Regions from separate parts of the Homo sapiens genome. Here region 2 is linked to region 1. A link is a contact called in ENCODE Hi-C or POLR2A ChIA-PET data. All regions are on one chromosome and are shown on one strand. Each heading gives the region's core, a stretch centred on a gene start or an enhancer-like site at or near the end of the contact. The rest is flanking DNA. Distances are from core to core; before and after follow the strand shown.

The links. Hi-C counts contacts between places; a loop is a spot of excess contacts on that map. ChIA-PET counts read pairs that join two places held with the same protein, here RNA polymerase II (POLR2A). Pooled maps may share reads with other maps.
Region 2: a map of IMR-90 shows a loop between it and region 1 (3-fold over the local background). The contact joins the enhancer-like site here to the promoter of LINC00954 in region 1. A Hi-C loop is called at or near these places in 7 of 168 maps with a recorded cell type or tissue (A673, Caco-2, GM12878 and 4 more), 17 of 37 single-sample maps with no recorded cell type and 14 of 50 pooled maps. POLR2A ChIA-PET finds 5 or more read pairs at or near these places in 1 of 52 experiments (activated CD8-positive, alpha-beta T cell).

The regions. Positions count from the first base shown.
Region 1 is chr2:19,867,433-19,870,132 of GRCh38, forward strand. It overlaps LINC00954 (long intergenic non-protein coding RNA 954), which reads left to right and starts at 1,422. Exons shown (of 10, transcript NR_033875.1): 1 at 1,422-1,520; 2 at 2,064-2,181. RefSeq lists an enhancer at 1,134-1,183.
Region 2 is chr2:20,090,471-20,093,170 of GRCh38, forward strand. The region is part of intron 2 of LAPTM4A-DT (LAPTM4A divergent transcript); the gene reads left to right. Among named protein-coding and RNA genes, the nearest start is that of LAPTM4A-DT, 40 kb to the left of the region's middle. RefSeq lists enhancers at 788-1,289, 1,290-1,789. Within about 2 kb of position 1,306, at least 10 of the 41 ENCODE cell types and tissues checked have a DNase peak (open chromatin) inside an H3K27ac peak, as active enhancers do; they include IMR-90 and mammary epithelial cell, where a contact is called at or near this core.

The DNA of each region.
Region 1 (2,700 bases), core at 172-2,671:
GCTTCTGTCTTCACATCACTGCTGTCCACTCTTCTATCCCAAGTCTCCTTCTGCCTTTCTCTTAAAAGAACACTTACATTGGATTTAGGATCCACCCAGATGATCCAGGATGAACTCTTCTTCTCAGACTCCCAATTACTTCTGCAAAGGCTATGTTTCCAAATAAGGTCACATTCACAGGTTCTAAAGGTTAGGTAATGAACATATCTTTGTGGCAGAATTGGGGTGGAGGGGAGCGGAGGGAGGCTCACGGTTCAACCCATGGTAAGGAGTTTGGACCACGTGAATTCCAGGTCTCACTCAGCTCTGAAAACATACAAAAATGGCAAAGGGCAACTATCTCTACCACATAAAGAATACATCCAAGTGCCTCAGGTCAACATCAACATCCCAAGAAGTAAATGGACAGTTCACACATACAATTAGAAGATGCTCTAATTAGCAAGCAGACACACGTGGGAGTTTTGCCTTTCTAACGTCAGAGAGATGCAAACTAAAAAATTTGTTTAATCTCAGAAAACTAAAACCAAATGCTGGCAAGGATGTGATGGAACTGAGACTTAAACATGGATCTGCCATTTATTCCCTGGGACTGGCTCAGGGTAGGCACTTATTGATTTGACTTGCCGATGGATGGTTAATTGGCAAAACTCTTTGGGGGGAAACTGTGGCAACATATTCCAAGAACCTTGAAAATAAAGATGGCTATTGGCTGAAAATTCCTCATCTGTACTGAGAATTTATCCTAAGGAAATCATCCTTGTGAACAAATATTTGTCTCAGCATTATTTATAACATCTAAATAGTGCAAACAACCTAAGCCTTCAAGAGAATGGGAACAATTCTGCACAGAAGTTCCGCAGCCGTGAAAGTGATGTTAAAACCGGGAGAACAGATAAGGCTAGTTGAATAAATCGGGACCACTGAGGAGGAGGCAGGGGAGGTTTAGGGGTGCCAGCAATACTTCGCTGTGGGTGATCAAGAACATGATGTGATTGCTGTAGAATCACTTCCTTAAACTGTGCATTTGTATTATGTATTTTTTATGCTTAAAACACATTTTAAGAAAAACCGAAGATTTTATTTTTTCTTTTTAACAGCTGAATCCAAGAATCCTAGGACACTCTTAATTTGTCCCAGAAGTGTGAAGTCCACCTAGGGCATAGCCGTGAAGGGCTCCCAGAACTGTACGGGGAATTTTGAGGCTGGGGTACCGCAGTGAAGTGCAGCTCACCCGGGCGGAGCGCACCTGACCTGGCTTCCACACCTGGTGGAGCGCCTGGGAGGCCTCGCGGATAAAGCCCCGGGCAGCGCGTGACCCGCCCCAGCCCAGTAGTGGAGTCCCCGCCGCGGGCCCCTTGCTTGCAGGGTAGGTGTGGCCCGGTCGTCCCACTCTCCGCCCCCTCCTGCTCCTCCTCGCCGTGCCCAACCCGCCCGCTTCTCCTGCCTAGGCTCTTCTTTCTGCTCCTGTCGCCATGGCCCCGGCCTCGGCGCTCAAGCGACCCTCTCGCTCCGCCCAGGTCAGTGAAGGATGGGATGCAAGTGCCCGCCAAGCCCCCCGTTTCCCACGTGGAGTTCCCACAGGGCAGCAGGGAGGGGCCGCGCCTTCTCTAACTGACCCGAACCGACCCGGGCTTCACAGGCTTCGTGGAGAGCAGCTGCCCCGCCGGCATCTTCCGGATGAGGCTCTCTAGACAACAAAGCCTTCTACGCGGAAGTTACTGGTGACAGGGGAAGGACTCATGGGTTTTTGCAGCCCGGTGTCCCCAAAACAACCTCCTGACCCCCAGCCCACCCAGGTTCCCTGCTAGCCCGCCCAACCCAGAAAGACTGGCCTGCCTGGGGTCCAGCAAGGATACAGAATCGCGCAGCTGCCCCCCACAGCCTGCCGCCCAGCATCGGTTCTCCCACCCATCTGCCTGTCCCCACCCGCTATGAGACGCCCTGGGTCTGCTTCCCTGGGACCAGCCCTCAGCGTTGCCTTAAGTGATTCTGGTGCCAGGGACTCTGAGGACCCCCAGGCTCCTCCAGGCTGGCAGGTGACCATACTCCTTCCACTGCAGACCCCTGGATGCCCAGCTGCCGCACCTCCCGTGGCCCCACGCTGTGGCTACGTGTTGTCTGAAGACGCCTGGGGAAACCTTCAGGGCCTCTGTACTGGCCTGTCATGTGGTCAACCAGGTGAGCAAGCTTCTGAGATGCCCTTGTTCAATTGCCCAGGAAACAGGTGTCCAAGATTCATATGGAAGAAATCTGGCCCTGCCCTCAGCACTGAGGACATTTGGGGAATCCAGCATCCCCTCCTGGATGCAGATCGCTTCCGCCTGGCACAGGCTGTCTTCACAGCTGCAGAGTCCTCTTGTGTCTAAGAACAGAGACCACAGTTCCATCTTTGCCTTGCCAGGATTGACCTCTAATGAATAGATCACCTTTGTAAGGTGGACCAAAAAAAAAAAAAAAAAGAGCATTTCCAGGTGGCTGTAACTGACAGCTGGGAACTGCCAGAGTGTGGCAGGAGGCCCAAAGCTGTAGGAGTTTAGAGGAAGCCGCATGCAGGCACCTTGCGCTCAGATGAGGCATGGGGTAGAACTGCAGATGAGAGCAATCAGAAGGAGACTCGTGGGATAGCAGGGTTTAACCTGGCTACGATGTCAGCAAGGTGGACGGGGAGACTGGGGCCCCAGCTATGCCTGGATTTAG
Region 2 (2,700 bases), core at 56-2,555, 220 kb after region 1:
GAGGGCAACATGTCCATAGCTTGCTGACAGTATGCACTCACACAGTTCAGCTATTAATTTCAACGTGTTGATTAGGTGGTGTTTATAATATTTTTATTTTTTTAGAAACAGTTCTTTTACTTCCGAACAATGTAGTACAATTATCTGTGAGCATATCTGTGGTGTTTATGTATTTTCATTTTCCTGAAGAAAAAGCTTTCGAGAAGCCCTCATAACGGCCGGTGTGAAATGCCTGGGCAGTGACCGCCTCACCCCAGGAACAAGCCACGTGAAGGCCCAGGGTTGTCCCTCCTCCTCCTCCACACTTCGGAAGCTCTTTTCTTCCCTTCTTTCCACATTGTCCCTGCACATACACCCCTCGCCACCTCCTACCCCACACAAATTCCCAGCAGCTTTGGTGACAACTCAGACATTCCTCATTACACGGGTCTATACACAATCTTTTATGAGTTAATAACTACAGTTTCCCCCAAGGACAATGGTCACACTACATTTGTGGGACTCAAGGGCCCTTTTTGCTGAGGAAGGAAAGAAGCCAGGAAAAAAAGGAAGGAAGGAAGGAAAGAAGAAGGAAGGGAGAGAGACAAGGAAGGAAGAAAAGCAAAAAGAAGGATCTTCCCTAAAAGACAACTGAAGCCTCCACCTCTGGTGTCGGAAGCTGTTTGCAACCCCTTTCCCACTCAGGGAAGCGTTAAAGTTCTTAGGGGTCAGCTTGAGGTTGAGCCCGTTACACAGTGTGAGCACTCAGGTGTGAGCATGCAGGTGTGTTGTGTCAGCGTGTGTGTGAGGGTGATGTGTGTTCACACTGTCCAGGGCTAAAGGGGTTCAAAATACCCTTCTTATTCCATTTCCACCTCTTATGACCTTCAGAACCTTGAAGTTTTATCAGAGGAGTGCAATGGAAGCAGTTCCTCCTTCCATTGCAATCACCTTCTCTCATCTGTTGGGACCTTTAAGAAAAGGGTGGAGACTATTCCTGAGCCAATACTAAGGGATATTGCAAAAGGCAGAATGAAGCTGGGGACGTACAATGAGACCTCCTGGGAATGACTGCTGCGAGGAAGCAGCCTGAGCCAGATCTCTGGCAGGCGGTGTGAGGACCTCGTGATGGGGGCCTCATGATGGCCCTGACACAGCGGGGCCAGGCTTTTGAGTAGAAGGGACAGCTGCAGGGAGTTAGAGGTGCTGGCCCACGCAGGCAGAGGGGAGGAGTGCCAGCGATTATGTTGGCCTTTTTACACACTGATTTTTTTTTTTTCCCTGAAGGTAAGGATGGGGCAGAGAAGGTTCTCAAGCAATATTCTGAAATGAGCATGAATCGATGAATCATTTTCCAGAGCTTGGGGGCTTTCCAGGGACAGTGAGCCCCAGGAATCTGACACATGGACTCTTACCAAGAGAAATGGAATTCCTGAGTGGGGACTGCACAGGAAGCAGTAACGCTTTTCAGCATAAACTGTAGTCATCCTGGCCAGGGCTGCAGGCAAGTGAGGGAGCAGCTGCGCCCGGGGTCTAGCAAAGCCCTGGTTCCTCCAGTGAGACCCAAAGCATCTCCTGAAGGAAGGTCTCTTAAACGACCCTCAGAATCGGATTTCGCTCTGCATCGAGTTTTCTGAAACTTGAAGATCAAATGCTGAGGTTACAAATGCTTTCCATTATTTTCTTCATGGTTTTCTAGATTTTAAAACATTGCTCTAGCCAGGGTGTTTTCCCAGCCCCCACGTCCATGGCACCCCCAGTCTCTTCTCTGCACATCTGGATTTCCTACGGGGTTTCACTGGTGTCCAGGGCCGTCACCCAAAGGTGCCTGGCCTGGAGTAAGCAGAGGCTGGAACACAGCCTGAGCCTGGAACACAGCCTGAGCCCTGCTTGTCAAGTTCTGCTTCTGACCAGCGGAGGGGGGCCCAGACTGGGTGCCTATTTCTAATTCCTGGAAAGGTATGTGCCCGCCGAGGCCCAGCTGGTGTCCCCCTCTAGATGAAGTCACCTGCTGGGGCCACCACGACCCACCTGGGGCCCGCTGCCAGATCCCACCAGCCTCTGCCGCCTTTGCCCGGTGCCACTGCCACTGCCCCAGGTCACCACCATGATGATGAACCAGGCTCCCCATGAGGTGCCATAGCGGCACTATGTTGTCTGGGGTCTTCCAAGCCACGTTGTTACAGGAAAATGCTACACTTCCCAGATGGTTTCAAAGTGCAAGCTGCAATAACTCACAGAGCTTTGGTGAAGTCACTCATTCTATTTTAACTCAACTATGGAACTAACTCTACTGTTGAAGGCATGAGGGCGCCGGGCGGGGGAATGAACCAGAGTGGTGGCCATTCTGTGGGCCTTCCAACATTCCTCATCTTCGAGATTTGTCAGTAAGGGATTCTTACTGATTCAGACTTGGGTCTGGGTCCTCTTTGTGAAGATACACTTTGTGTCCTCAAATTTGAATGTTTTCCCAGAAAGCTCTTGTGTCCCCAAGACAGATTTCTGGTGGCCTCCCCATCACTGAGCCAGGCAGGCCCACACATGCCTGCCCCAGGCTTAGGGTGGGGCGTGCTCCATCAGAAAGAACAGGTCGATCTTCTTTCCTTCTTCCCTTCCTTCCAGGTTACACAGCGACATGCAAAGTCCTCCCCAGTATGGACCACATTGAAGCAGGTGTGAGGCAGACACCAGGGCTTCCCAGCCACCAGGCTTCTTTGGCCA